Regions from separate parts of the Homo sapiens genome. Here regions 1 and 3 are each linked to region 2. A link is a contact called in ENCODE Hi-C or POLR2A ChIA-PET data. All regions are on one chromosome and are shown on one strand. Each heading gives the region's core, a stretch centred on a gene start or an enhancer-like site at or near the end of the contact. The rest is flanking DNA. Distances are from core to core; before and after follow the strand shown.

What was found. A loop is a pair of places that touch in the nucleus more often than their neighbours do. ChIA-PET counts read pairs that join two places held with the same protein, here RNA polymerase II (POLR2A). Pooled maps may share reads with other maps.
Region 1: a loop to region 2 is called in a map of endothelial cell of umbilical vein, with 4 times the contacts of the local background. The contact joins two enhancer-like sites. A Hi-C loop is called at or near these places in 15 of 168 maps with a recorded cell type or tissue (HepG2, MCF 10A, PC-3 and 10 more) and 7 of 50 pooled maps. POLR2A ChIA-PET finds 5 or more read pairs at or near these places in 5 of 52 experiments (A549, AG04450, BJ and 2 more).
Region 3: a pooled map shows a loop between it and region 2 (2.7-fold over the local background). The contact joins two enhancer-like sites. A Hi-C loop is called at or near these places in 7 of 168 maps with a recorded cell type or tissue (HepG2, adrenal gland, cardiac septum and 4 more) and 8 of 50 pooled maps. POLR2A ChIA-PET finds 5 or more read pairs at or near these places in 3 of 52 experiments (HepG2, IMR-90 and activated B cell).

The regions. Positions count from the first base shown.
Region 1 is chr9:81,591,955-81,596,754 of GRCh38, forward strand. It overlaps TLE1 (TLE family member 1, transcriptional corepressor), which reads right to left. Exons shown (of 20, transcript NM_005077.5): 15 at 1,071-1,320. Among named protein-coding and RNA genes, the nearest start is that of TLE1, 95 kb to the right of the region's middle. RefSeq lists enhancers at 378-1,577, 3,236-3,931, 3,932-4,625. Within about 2 kb of position 3,542, at least 2 of the 41 ENCODE cell types and tissues checked have a DNase peak (open chromatin) inside an H3K27ac peak, as active enhancers do.
Region 2 is chr9:81,520,392-81,525,210 of GRCh38, forward strand. No RefSeq gene overlaps it. Among named protein-coding and RNA genes, the nearest start is that of TLE1, 170 kb to the right of the region's middle. RefSeq lists an enhancer at 2,772-3,971. Within about 2 kb of position 3,045, at least 3 of the 41 ENCODE cell types and tissues checked have a DNase peak (open chromatin) inside an H3K27ac peak, as active enhancers do.
Region 3 is chr9:81,611,512-81,616,518 of GRCh38, forward strand. TLE1 (TLE family member 1, transcriptional corepressor) reads right to left here. Exons shown (of 20, transcript NM_005077.5): 11 at 4,471-4,623; 12 at 1,866-2,010; 13 at 258-448. Among named protein-coding and RNA genes, the nearest start is that of TLE1, 76 kb to the right of the region's middle. Within about 2 kb of position 2,125, at least 17 of the 41 ENCODE cell types and tissues checked have a DNase peak (open chromatin) inside an H3K27ac peak, as active enhancers do.

The DNA.
Region 1 (4,800 bases), core at 2,292-4,791, 72 kb after region 2:
AACAGCAGAGTGCAGGCAGACACCACACCAGGGCAGGGCAGGGCAGGGCAGCTCGGAGTCTGCTTAAGGCCAGTGGTATGTGCTCTGTAAATCCTGGGGTTATGGTTTAGAAATCGGAACATGGCCGGGCGCGGTGGCTCACGCCTATAATCCCAGCACTTTGGAAGGCCAAGGCGGGCGGATCACAAGGTCAGGAGATCGAGACCATTCTGGCTAACATGGTGAAACCCCGTCTCTACTAAAAATACAAAAAATTAGCCGGGCGTGGTGGTGGGCGCCCGTAGTCCCAGCTACTTGGGAGGCTGAGGCAGGAGAACGGCGTAAACCCCGGAGGCGGAGCCTGCAGTGAGCCGAGATCCGGCCACTGCACTCCAGCCTGGGCGACAGAGCAAGACTCCGTCTCAAAGAAAAAAGAAAAAAGAGATCCGAACATGTCCCAACATGTTTTATGTCCCTGAAAAATGCTAAATGGTATTCTCAGGCTCTGAGCGGACGTGGCTTAGGTACTCTGGGAAAGCATTCTCACTGCTCTCTTTCGTTGATGGCTGCCCCGGGTCTTTGCAGTGACAGCCTTTAACCCTTTCCTGAAGTTAAGGCCATAAAACCTAACCAGCTCTCTCAGGTCTCCCTTAAAAACACAGACCCTGTTCAGAATGGTTTTTATGCCATGTTATCAAATATTTACTATTCTATATTTATCTAAAGGCTGTAGGTCAATTAAAAAACGAGTGGATGGCAGGGATCAGAGTCCAGGCCCAGTTGTGCTTTTGTCCATTAAATGGGAAACTCTCTTTTGTAATACACATCCATACATGAGGAGAGCCTCTGTAAACCACTGTAAAATATTTTTTAAAAAGAAATCCATCAACTCTGGGATTTAGCCAGTACAACAGCAACAAATGAAACCTTCGCATTTAAATGGGGAGCCGAGGGGGTTAAATAACCAACACAGGAAACAGAAGGGGCTTCTATTTCCTCATAATGGGAATAAAACCCAGGCCCACACAGCTATTTCCTTATTGAATCTCCAGGGAGAAATTGCCCTTGTGCACCAGTTCCTGTTCACTCACCAGACAGTCGAGCTGGGAGACAGGGCTCTTATTGCCAGGGTGGCTGATGTCCCAGACCTTGACGCAGCCCTTCCCGCCTGTGTACACGTGTCTCGTGGGGTTGCTGATGGTCACAGCGCACACCACCTCCCCGTGGTTGAGGGTGTTGATCTGGCGAGCATGCCGGGGGATTCCGGGTCCGATGAGGGCGTCGGGGGGAAAAGGGACAGGCTGCATCTGACCGTCTGCAGTAACGTGGAAGGAGTATGCACTTTTGGAAAAACGATTGGAGAGAAGACAGAAAACACATTTACAGAGGAAGCAATCCCTATCTCGGCAATGTGCTACGACTATGAAAAAGATGAAAAAAAGGAAAGATTCTCTTGTATAGTTTCCTTTGAAATCAATACAAATTGAAGCATTTACTGCTGGTGCAAATTTAAAATAATTAATAGCAGAAATCTAGCGTGTACCAAATGACATATATATTGAACTGTATGTAAAATTTTTTAAGGGTTTTAAATTGTTCTTACCCATTCTGTAAAGCATTCCCTCAAATCTCATTATAAAACACTTAATGTACTTCCAAATGAACATAAAATACCTCCTTCCATGTATCTTGTGTAATTGTATGATTTCTTAGTATAATTTTAAATGATTGTTTTCCCTGCTAAAGATGAAGCCCTTAAGAACTAATAATAATTAAACAGAGTAGATATATTTCAACAGCAAAAACAACCTCCAAAAAAACAGCTTTCTAAAAATACCAGTTTATGGTATGGACTTCAACTTTCTCTTGCTTAAGGAAGAGAAAATAAGAGATTATCTTATATGGCTGTAAACAGAGATTTTAGGTTTCCTACTCAACAATCTTCCTTGCCTACCTTGGTCAGGAACGCCATTATATAAAACAGCAAAGTGTGCAGCTAAAAAACTACTCTTCCCCGGTCTCCTTTAGCCCAGCCTGCCTATGTTCTGACCAATGAGGTGTAAGAAGAAGCTGTTGGATGGCATTTTGAGGAAGCTCTGAACTTGAAAGAGGGGAGAGGGATGGGGGATATGGGAACTCTCTGTAACTTTCCACTCTATTTTGCCAAGAACCTATAACTGCTCTAAAAAAATAAATAGGGAGAGAGCATACTTGCCCTCTTCTCTTCTTCCTTCCCACTGCCTGAGCTAAGAGCAAGATGACTGGTGCTCCTACGGCCCCTCTGGGCCACAAGTTGATTTCAAAGACAGAAATCAATTGCTGGATAGCAAAGACTTGGAACCAACCCAAATGCCCATCAATGACAGAATGGATAAAGAAAATGTGGCACATATACACCATGGAATACTATGCAGCCATAAAAAAAAGGATGAGTTCATGTCCCTTGCAGGGACATGGATGAAACTGGAAACCATCATTCCCAGCAAACTAACACAGGAACAGAAAACCAAACCCTGCATGTTCTCACTCATAAATGGGAGTTGGACAATGAGAACAATGAGATCGCGCCACTGCACTCCAGCCTAGGCGACAAGAGCAAGACTACGTCTTAAAAAAAAAAAAAATTATGCACATTCTACTTTGAAGACCACTACTTCCACTTTCTTAACTTGAAATCACTAAGAGAGCTAGAAGTTCAAACCATAAACAATAAGTGAAGTATGCACTGCTTCCTCCTTCCCATTACCCTCGAGAAAGTCTGGGCCCTTTCTGGAGCTTGTCATTGGCAGCTTTAAATATAATGTAAACACCATGAGTACTAACACAGAGCTTAAATTTTCATTTTAATACAAACTCAAATTTTGTAAAGTAACTTAGCAAGCACAAAACTGAAAACCGATTATGCCAGGTCTCTAGCACCCTGCACTTAAAACCCACATACATTTGCTTGAAAATAAAATGCATGCTATTATCTTCCCTCCATAAAAGCAAAATATCAGACACATGAAGACTTTTAAACTTCCCCTCCACTCAATCACAGGACATAATCTCAATCTGTTATCTGCTGGCAAATTGGTTCCAGTAACTAATAGTAAATAGCTTTTTGGCCCAAATCCTTAATGTTACTCTTAATTTGAATGAATAAGCACGTATAATGGGAACCATGGAGACTGTCCTGGGGAATAAATACACATATAAAAACAATATAGCTCAAAGCCCTCACATCACCAAACCACTCAATCTCATTTTTTATCCAACAGGATTATTTGGTGTCCTTAGCAATATATCGAGTCCACATGATATTTCAACATGCACATTATAGTTAGTTGAACAGGAACCTATGCCACTTATTATGGGATACTTGGAGTCATAATCAAATAGCATTTTGTTGCCCTTGAAGACTGCCACAGAACTATGGGAGTTTAAGTCTATTCATGTCCTACAAGAATTCTAGGCTTTGAAGAATGCTCAACGAACAAAGTCCAGTAGCCAAGTTCTATGACTCAGAATCAGGCTCCATACTCTGGGTCCAAAAACAACAAAAAAATTGCCAGGTGATACTGAAGAAATGACAAGTAAATTTCCATAAAATTAAACAATTGAGGCTGGGCGCGGTGGCTCACGCCTGTAATCCCAGCACTCTGGGAGGCCAAGGCGGGCGGATCACGAGATCAGGAGATCAAGACCATCCTGGCTAACAGAGTGAAACCCCATCTCTACTAAAAATACAAAAAAATCAGCCGGGTATGGTGGCGGGCGCTTGTAGTCCCAGCTACTCGGGAGGCTGAGGCAGGAGAATGGCGTGAACCTGGGAGGCGGAGCTTGTGGTGAGCCGAGATTGTGCCACTGCACTCCAGCCTGGGCGACAGAGACTCTGTCTCAAAAAAAAAAAAAAAAAAATTAAAAAATAAAAGTAAAACAATTGAGTTGCACATGATTTAAAGGATGGTGTTTAAGATGGAGAAACTGCTTCTCAAAGATCTCGGTGCCATGAGAGAAATTACACATGTGAGGATTAGTTTTTCTCTGTGTACCACAAATCAAGCTGGGCGCCTCCAGGTAAGGCCAGGTTTCCATGAGGCACCCTTTCATCAATCTCAGATTTTTCAGAGAAAGGAGATTTTATCTTCCTCCAACTGGAAGCCTGCTTATCATAGAGTTAAATGTTCCAGATTAAATAGATGCACCGAGTAACAGACGGGAGATCTGTCTGCTGATCTTTGGAAGACACCCACTTCTCTCCCAGGTGTCCTCTTCTTTAAACTGCACAGGAGGCCTGCGATCATCATATGGAGGCAATTTAAAATTGATTCACAATGCAGCGAGCTGCTGTCAGAAGCTGTGAACACTCATCCGTCCCACGGGAAGCCCATATGGATGTTAATACATCAGTCACAGGGGGCCTCGCAGGAAGCTGGTGCTGCCTGCTGTGCTGGAGAGCCAAATCAAATGAACACGCCAGAGCAACACAAAGGGTGGATGGGCCTTTAGGAGGGATCAACTGGAAGGAAAAAACCAGGGGAGGAAATTATTCACCTACAATAATAACAGAGCTTTTTCAATAAAAGGCCACACTGAGGGCTCATCATGACCATGGTGAAGGGATCCCAGAAGGAAACTTAACTTTCTCTACTGGTTGAGGAACTAGGAAAAGTAAAACCAATCAGAAAGAGGAATGTATAAACAGATAGTGAGCATTCATGAATATCGCTCACACCTGAATTCAGAATGAAGCCAGATACAAAATAATGGACATGGAAATGACCGCATTTCTAGAATTTCGAACACAGGCAAAATTCATCTGCAGTATTGAAAGTCAAG
Region 2 (4,819 bases), core at 1,795-4,294:
GGATTTTGCTATGCAGGGGAAAACTTTCTGTAGTTTCTGCATCATTTGTAGTAGATAACTCTGTTTCAATTGACTGCATGTTCTAGCAAGGAGAAAGGGAACTAATACTCAGTGATTTTTTTTTTTATATTTGGCAGGCACTGGGCTACATGCTTTCCCATATCATCTCAACTCATTCTCTCAATAGTATAAGATCAATATTAACCCATTCTAGAAATAAAAAAAACTGTGCTTCAACAGTTGAAGTAACTTGACCAAAGTCATACTTCCAGGAAGTTGCAGATCCAGATTTCAAACTGAGGTTGCTCCAATCCAAAGGCTTTGTTCTGGAGACAGCTAATTTGAAAAAAAAAAAAAAGAAGAAAGTAGTACAGATTTTAAGAGGAAACATCATGAGTAGCCATTACAGTTAATGGAAATGAAAATTCCGTGAGAAAGCTGAAGGACTATCTTTAAGAGGACCGGAAGAAACATGAATTTGTTTGCCCCCACCCACACTTCACAATGCTCTGTGGACTGTGGAAATCTCCCTGACTGAGCTTTAATAATCCAGGATCAAACTTTAACAGGCACATGAGTCCTCTGGGCATCTTGTAAAAAGGCAGATTCCAACCAGCAGGCCAGGGATGGAGGTGAGGTTCTGCAAGTCTAACAAGCTTCCCGTGGTAATGATATTGCTAGCTCGTGGACCACAGGTTTTGAGTAATAAGGAGCTGTAGAATATTTAACCATTTTCAGGTGATAAAAGCCCCCAGGGACAATCTTCTGCTGATGGAACTCATTAAACCCTGTGAATGACAGGGTTTTCAAAACTTCTTTAAGTTCTTAGGTTTAGATCTCGTGCAACACACCCTAAAGGATGATTTATCTACAAGGACTTCTCTCAACATCCCCAAAATTACAGATCTGTCATTTCACCAAATATCAACCTAAACTCTGTGGTCTCTTTTTCTTCAATACATTGTACACATTGATTTCTCAATTAGATAGTCAGCATAAGGAACAAAGTAGTTTCAGATGAACTTTTTACCATTGACCCTTGATACACTCTGCATCAATGAACAGAGGATCTCATTAAAAACAGCAACAGCTATTGAATAACTCTAAGCATTTTTAAGTAAAATCTGTCTGATCTCAATAAAATGATCCAAGACGCTTAAGGATCTTTTGAGAGACTTTTTAAGAATATCACCCTGAGGATAACACTGAAGTTTAAGTATTCCAAACTACTATTTCAGATGGCATTTTAAAAAGGACTGCATTCTAGCAAATTCCTTTTTAATTTATACCAGCACAATTTAATACAAATCTTTTTTGATTTATTTACTTATTCATTTTATCTAATTTTATTTGATACAGGTTCTCACTCTGTCTCCTAGGCTGGAGTGCAGTGGCACAATCTCCACTCACTGCAACTTCTACCTCTCAGGCTCAGCCAATTTTCCTGCCTCAGCCTCCCAAGTAGCTGGGATTATAGGCACGCACCACCATGCCTGGCTAGTTTTTGTATTTTCAGTAGAGAAAATAAAATAATAATAATAATAATAATAATTTTTGTATTTTCAGTTTTACCTATGTTAGCCAATCTGGTCTCGAACTCTTGACCTCAAGTGATCCACCCACCTCGGCCTCCCAGAGTGCTGGGATTACAGGCATGAGTCACCACACCTGGCCTATTTATTTATTTAGAGACGGAGTCTCACTCTTCACCCAGGCTGGAGAGCAAAGGAGCAATCATAGCTTGCTGCAACCTCAATATCCTGGGGTCAAGTGATACTATGGCCTCAGCCTCCTGAGCAGCTGGAACTACAGACACACTCCACCACTCCTGGCTAATTCTTTTGACTTTTAGCATAGATGAGGACTCACTGTGTTGCTCAGGCTGATCTTGAACCCTTGAACTCAAGCAGTCCTCACACCTTGGCCTCCCAAAGTGCTGGGATTACAGGTATGAGCCACCATGTCCTGCCCGCAACTTGAAACAAATCTTCAGATAAACTAGATATGGGCTCTCCTGTAATTAAAAAAAGAATGACTGTCGTTCTTATCCATTCTGAGAACATACTCCTTCTCTAATGTTCTAAAGAAGATAAACATATTTGTCCACTATAATTAGGTAGTAGAGTGTTAACTTTGATTATAATTAAGCCAAAGTCCATTTTTGGCCCACATGTCTCTGCCACAAGATAAATAATGATAAACAATTCGGCCCCTTGGGTTCACTCATCTGATTAACTGGAGGATATTTTGTGGTTAATGGAATCCTGATAAATCTATCATGAGCTCATCAAAATTTAAACTTCTGCATTATATCATTAAAGAATCTCAGTCTCAAAATCTTCCAAGAACAGTGAATATTATATTTGGCCACCAAAAAAATCCACTCCCTGTTTTGTTAACTCGTCAGCTCTCTTTAGACATCCACATCCATACGTAAGCACACCCTCCCAGCCCATGAAGTCAATGTGTTTTGGGGAAAGCCAAGCTCCGCCCCTAGCTAGTCAGCCCCAAGGTAAGCAGAGCATTCCTCTCCCTGGGCAGAATAATTGGTTCAGGGATGGACTCCTGATTCAATTGCAAGTCAATTAAATATGAGAAAAAGGTTTTTTTGTTTGTCTTTTGGGGACTTTCTTTTGTCACAATCTGGGACTGAAGCTTTTTGACCACAGAGAAGGAAGATCCAGAAGGAATCCTCTCTCCATATTTGAAACAAGTAGCAATGAAGCCATCTCTTAACCACAAGAGGGAGCCAATCCTTACGTTGAAGCTGACACCATGACAGTAGATAGAGATAGAAACTACGTTCTGGTTGTCCAACAGAAACTACTCTTCGTACACCTTTTTGATCTATAAACGGATAGTTTTCTAATTGATCTATGAAGACATTTTGAAAGCCCTTTCAAATGACTTGCTTTGGTTCAAAAGTACACACTGCTGCATTTCCCCTGGCTCCATAGTCCAATATATCTGTCAAAGAAGGAAATGAGGTTACTGTAATGATGACCCAACCAATTCCTCTTCTTGGAACTCCCGGAAATAAAGCTCACAGTTCAACAGTTTGCAGAATCTCCCTTCCTCCTTTTGAAAACTGGAATGGTAGGTAAAATGGCATTTACCCATATCTGATCTTTTAACATACTCCATGTTTGCTGAGATTACTCACCAATCTCATTTACAAGATTTTTTTTAAGATGTGGAAATATCGGCCGGGTGCGGTGGCTCACGCCTGTAATCCCAGCACTTTGGGAGGCCGAGGCGGGCGGATCACCTGAGGTCGGGAGTTTGAGACCAGCCTGACCAACATGGAGAAACCGCGTCTCTACTAAAAATACAAAATTAGCCAGGTGTGGTGGCGCATGCCTGTAATCCCAGCTACTCGGGAGGCTGAGACAGGAGAATTGCTTGAACCCGGGAGGCAGAGGTTGCGGTGAGCCGAGATCGTGCCATTGCACTCCAGCCCAGGCAACAAGAGCAGAACTCTGTCTCAAAAAAAAAAGTGGAAATATCATTTATAGAAAAATATGCATTTACAACACGGGGGTGTGCTTTACCCTCTCTTTACAATTTCTTTACCTGTTTGGGGTTCTCTCTTTCCCTTTGCCCAGTCGGAGCTCCTTGAAGCACAGTTCTAATTAAGGAAGCATTGTCATCATTTTCTTTCCTATATTAAATTAGATAGAAGTTTCTTTGTCCCAGAAAAAGTCCAGAGGTAGCTCACCCATGGTAGGTGTGGCAGTTTCATAGTCATCATAGTCAGCAATCTTTAGCATAAACCTCATGGTCCAACTGGCTAAGAGTGTCAAGGTTGTCCATATCCCAAGCAGCACGAAGGAGAAAGAGGTGCAGAAGAATGTGTTCTTCCCTTTAAAGGACTGCATTGGTTATCTTATGCTAGGTTATGCTGTGGCAACAAAGTCCAAAATAACAGAGGCTTACAACATATTTTTCTCACTCTCTTCACAAGTTGTCTGTGGGTTGGCTGAAACTCTATTCCACATTTTCTCCCATTTGGGAATTGTTATGGGCTAAATTTGTCACTCCAAAAATTCATACATTGATGTCCTAATACGTAGTAGCTCCGAATATAACTATATTTGGAGATGGGGTCTTTTAAAAGGTAATTAATTTCAAAATGATGTCATTAGAGTGGGTCCTAATCCAATATAACTGGTGACCTTATAAGAGGAAATTAGGACACAGACATGTGCAGTGTGAAGACAGGAGAAGACAGTCATCTATAAGCCAAGGAGAGACGCCTGGAACAGATCCTTCCCTCGTGGCTCTCAGAATGAACCAGCTCTGCAGACATTGTGATCTCTGACTTGTAGCCTCCAGAAATTGTGAGAAATAAATTTCTGTTGATTAAGCCACCCAGTCTGTGGTATTCTAACAGCCTTAGCAAACTAACACAGGGATCTAAACTAAAGAAGCAGGCTTAAGTCTCGTGGCAGAGGGAAGAGAACAATGGCTGATCTATGCAATTTCTCTTAAAGCTTCTGATTGTATGTGGCATTTGTCACCTGTTCTTCACATTCCATTGACCAAAGACAATTATATGACCAAACTCTACACTAATTGAGAAACAGAGTAGAATCTTCTTAGAGGGAAACACTGCAAGTCACATGGTTATGGGGATGGACATATAATTCTTTCACAGGTGGGCAGCAAATGGTAAAAACAATAATAACATTACCACAAAGACACTGTTCTGGTTATCTATTACTGTGCAGAAGCTATACCAAAACATAGTGGCTTTGATTTATTATTATTCCTCACAGTTGTGTGGATGGACTGGGTTCAACTGAACAATTGTCATTTG
Region 3 (5,007 bases), core at 875-3,374, 90 kb after region 2:
AACACTGCCTTTTTCATCCACAAAAACACTAAAACAAAAAACGTTTGGCCCTCACTTAATGAAGCAGCATGCTGATGAAAGCTGACAAGAGGAAGGTGAGTGTGTGGCTGGGAGACTGGGCGTCTTTGTCTCCGAGGTGTGTGGGGCTGGCTGCTCCTGCCCACGCAGCGCAGAGAGGCCTGGCCCCAAACCTGACAGCGCTCAATGGAGCATGCAGCGTTCCTACCCCAACCACAGCCCACCCGACAGCGGCCTACCATGGGGGAGCGCCCGTAGGCCACCACGGCGGCCGCGGCGGCTGCGGCGCTCATCTGGGGCGACATGTTGTGTAAACTGGCGTAGGCAGCGCCTGGGCTGGTCAGCTCGCCGTTCATGCCAGCGTGGGGGACCATCCCAAAAGGAGCAGGATATGGGCCGGGCACTGCCAGGGGTGTCCTCAAGCCAGCTGCTGAAAGGAAACACAAGCCGCACATCATTCAACTGACCCACTCCATCAAACCTGACCAGCAAGTCTGGCCTCATCATTTGTTAGTGTCACTCATGGGGAGAGAGAAAGAGGTAAGGCTTCTAGGGGAGGGGGAAAATCACCTCCAATTTATACACTGGATCCCTCCTTCCCCAGAGCGAATGCATCTCCAGGAAAGAAAAGACTCCAGGGGAAGCACAACCCACACATTTTCTCATTTGTGTAAATGGCAGCACCAGGAAGCCAGGGGAATTAAGAGTATTCCCTACCCAATTTACAGAGGGCAAACCAAGGCACAGGCACCAAGTGTTTACCTGACTTAATCTCAAAAGAAGATTTTCTCGATAAAATCCAAGATTTCTCTTTCAGTCCGAACTTTCCATTCCCTGGTACCAATTCCAAATGAAAATCCAATCCTGGATTTACGTAAACCAAAGCACGGGTTTAGGAGGAATATTCTGTTGCCTATTTTCCTTTGGGCCCAGGTTGTTGCTTTTTTCCTTTCCCACTGGGGAATATCAGGTTGCAAATTATGAGTTTTTTAAGGGCTGGAGTCGCAGAGAAACCCTCCTAATTTCTACTGCAGGAGAGACCACTGATTCCTGAAGCCTCCCCTAGCAGAAAACCAGCAAACTATAGTCTGCAAGGAGCACGGTTGGGCCAGCCAAACCGCTGTTTCAGCCAGTATTAGCAAAGTCAGACGCACAATGCTAGTTAGGTGGGGAGGCTTGTGTTCAAAATAATTATCAGAAACTTTACTGAAGTCCCTAGGATTTGAATTATTTAAAACTAAAAGAAGGCTGGGCAAGGTAGCTCACGCCTGTAATCCCAGCACTTTGGGAGGCCGAGATGGGCAGATCACCTGAGGTCAGGAGTTTGAGACCAGCCTGGCCAACATGGTGAAACCCCGTCTCTACTAAAAATACAAAAATTAGCCAGGCGTGGTGGCAGGCGCCTGTAATCCCAGCTCTTTAGGAGGCTCAGGCAAGAGAATCGCTTGAACCCAGGAGGCAGAGGTTGCAGTGAGCTGAGATCCCGCCATTGCATTCCAGCCTGGGGGGGACAAGAGCAAGACTTTCGTCTCAAAGCCCAGGAGGCAGAGGTTGCAGTGAGCTGAGATCACGCCATTGCATTCCAGCCTGGGGGGACAAGAGCGAGACTTCGTCTCAAGAAAAAAAGAAAAGCTGAATGTAAACAGTTGGAGACTGAACAGAGTGCAGCTGCTGAAACCCCAGGACAAACATCTGTTTCTTATCATGGCTTTTTCAGAGATAGGAAGGAGGGTGGCCCTACGTACATTTCATATTTGTAGGGCAATTGCGTCACAACATTAACAGACAACAAATCAAGCTGGGAATGGGAGAAACCAAACAAAGCACAACAAGAGGCGATGCTGTACCCGCTTGGTTAACGAGGGGGTCTATGGCTGGAGGCTTGCCGAGACCTGGACGGAGGCCTGGAGTGGCGCTGGTGCCCGGCGTTGGCATGTCGCTCCGAGGCGTTGGTGTGCTGGATTTCAGAACAGGCGTGCTGGCTTTTTCATGCTGGTGTCATTAAACAAATTAAATGAGTATTATTTTTAATCCAAGCCATATTACACAATTTATCACAACAGCAGCTGGGACACTGGGCACCTTCTAGCTACTCCCTCAGCCAATTTTCATAAATCCACACAATGTTGACAGCATTAACTTGTGAGCGAGAAATGTTGACCTTTCCTCTTCCTGCCAGAATTAAAACTCGAGCTAGAGACACAGAACATGATCACACTTCTTCCTCCGCAGATTTTATTTTAAAAGTATTTTCCATCAGCCTTGTGGACTTTGGGTCTACGCCAAGTTAGAAAGATGACCACCCAGAGAATATTTCCCAGGCACTCAGAAACACATGTCCTGGCCGCCAAGTCCAAGGAAGACCCCTTTTCTTTTCTTTTTTTTTTTTTTTTTTTGAGATGGAGTCTCACTCTGTCACCCAAGCTGGAGTGCAGTGGCGCAATCTCGGCCTACTACAAGCTCCGCCTCCCGGGTTCACGCCATTCTCCTGCCTCTGCCTCCTGAGTAGCTGGGACTACAGGTGCCCGCCACCATGCCCAGCTAATTTTTTTGTATTTTTAGTGGAGACGGGGTTTCACCATGTTAGCCAGGATGGTCTCGATCTCCTGACCTCGTGATCCACCCGCCTTGGCCTCCCAAAGTGCTGGGATTACAGGCCTGAGCCACCGCGCCAGGCCAGAAGACCCCTTTTCAAGTCTCCTTTTTAGGTAGCCCTGGGATTGAGACAAATGGTGAGAGAGAGTGGGGCCAGTATCTCAGAGACAAAAGCCCCAGGGCTAACCTTACCAATATGCCTAAAAAGAACAACACTTTGGAGTTAAGAGTCACTGCCCACTTGCCTACATAACCAAAGTGGACCCACCAGTGCAGATCAGAGACTGAACACCAGCAAGGGGCCTTTCGGAGACCAGACAGTAACAGGGTTACAGGGCACCTTCTCTGGCCTTTCAACCTTTCATGTGCTTTACAACACAGTCCAAGAACCACTACAGCGTGGCAAAGAGCACGGGCTAAAGAGAGCTCTTTCTGACCTTGGATCATGAGCCACGGCTGTGTAGCCTTGTTAAGTTATTCATCCCTCCCAACCGGTAAAATGGGATAATGCCTACCGGGACCAGGTAAGGATTAACTGAAGGGTTGTTATGAAATGTTATTGTTAAAAGATGATGCAGTCTACAAAGTTTGATTGAATGAGTGACCACATGAGTGGGTTCTGATGCACCAGTTCCTGGCTTCCCCTGGGGCCTCCTTTGTGCATCACTGATCTGACGAGCTCCATAATATCGGGGCATGCTCTATGACATGCCCCGATATTAAGGATCAGTCTACCAGGTAAATGACCAGCCTAAGAAAATGAAGACTTAAGAATCTCGGAAGTTTGAGGCCAGGTGCGGTGGCTCACACCTGTAATCCCAGCACTTTGGGAGGCCAAGGCAGGCAGATTGCCTGAGGTCAGGAGTTCAAGACCAGCATGGCCAACATGAAACCCTGTAATAAGCCAAGATTGCACCACTGCACTCCAGCCTGGGTGACAGAGTGAGACTCCATCTCAAAAAAAAAAAAAAAAAAAAAAAAAAAAAAAAAAAAAAAAGAAGAAGAAGAAGAAGGCAATGAACATGGATGCGTGTACACCCTCTCTAATGTATGGTGGTACCAGGCGTGGTGGTGAGTGCCTGTAATCCCAGCTACTGGGGAGGCTGAGGCAGGAGAATTGTTTGAACCTGGGAGGTGGAGGTTGCAGTGTGCCGAGATCACGCCACTGCACTCCAGCCTGGGCAACAGAGTGAGACTCCGTCTCAGAAAAAAAAAAAAAGAATCTCAGAAGTTTGAACCATTTGTCAACTGGGAAGTTTCAGAGAGCTGTGTGGCAAGAACATATCCCCCAAGTAAGACGGCAATGAGGCTGGGCTTGTAATCCCAACACTTTGGGAGGCTGAGGCGGGTGGATCAAAGAGGTCAGGAGTTCAAGACCAGCCTGACAAACATGGCAAAACCCCATCTCTACTAAAAATACAAAAAAAAAAAAAAAAAAATTAGCTGGGCATGGTCGCGCGCGCCTGTAATCCCAGCTACTCAGGGGGCAGAGGCAGGAGAATCGCTTGAACCCAGGAGGCAGAGGCTGCAGTGAGCTGAGACTGCACCACTGCACTCTAGCCTGGATGATGGAGTGAGACTCCGTCTCAAAAAAAAAAAAAAAAAGAAGAAGAAGAAGAAGAAGGCAATGAACACAGATGCGTGTACACCCTCTAATCATGGCCGAAAAGAGATGACTGAGGGGAAAAAGTAAACCCTGAATGGTGACAAAGAACAGAAGGATGAGTTTCACTATTAAACTCTTAAAAATACAACCCTCAAGCAGCAAAACCCCCACATTTCCAATACTTCAGAGTCCTCCAGTCCACAATGAAAAATACACTGCCAAACAGGCAAGTGTCAGTTTTCTTTACCTACCAAGCTCATTTCTTTGGATTTCAAAGAAGTGGAACTTGCCGAGGAGGCCGTGGAAGCTGGACTGCTAGAAGCATCCTTCTTTAGCAGGCGATTTTTGTCGATTCCATTTTCCCGGGGCGAGTGGGCAGGGCTTGCTCGCGGAGAAGAAGGGTCCTCAACAAGCATAATCAAAAGTTTTCGTGATTTAGCTTGTAACAGACAGACTTTTCCCTTTCCACACTCATTCTCTAAATTTAAGGACAGAGCTGAAAGTCCTTCGGGTTGGGGTTGTACAAGGTGACCAACACCATGTTATAAATGAGCAATATGGTGTCGGCAAACATACCTGCAAACATGCCATAAAAAAAAAACCCCGCAGTCATATCCCTCTTTGTGCCTCATGCTTAAGAACTTTGCCTAGAGGGCACTGGAAGGAAAGGGGAGCCAAACATCCAACTTAGGCATTCAAAATGTCTAGAGAAATATCTTTTTTTAAAGGAAATAAAACTTTATGTCAGTTAGACCATTATTGCTCCATACATGAGCAACCATTAACTT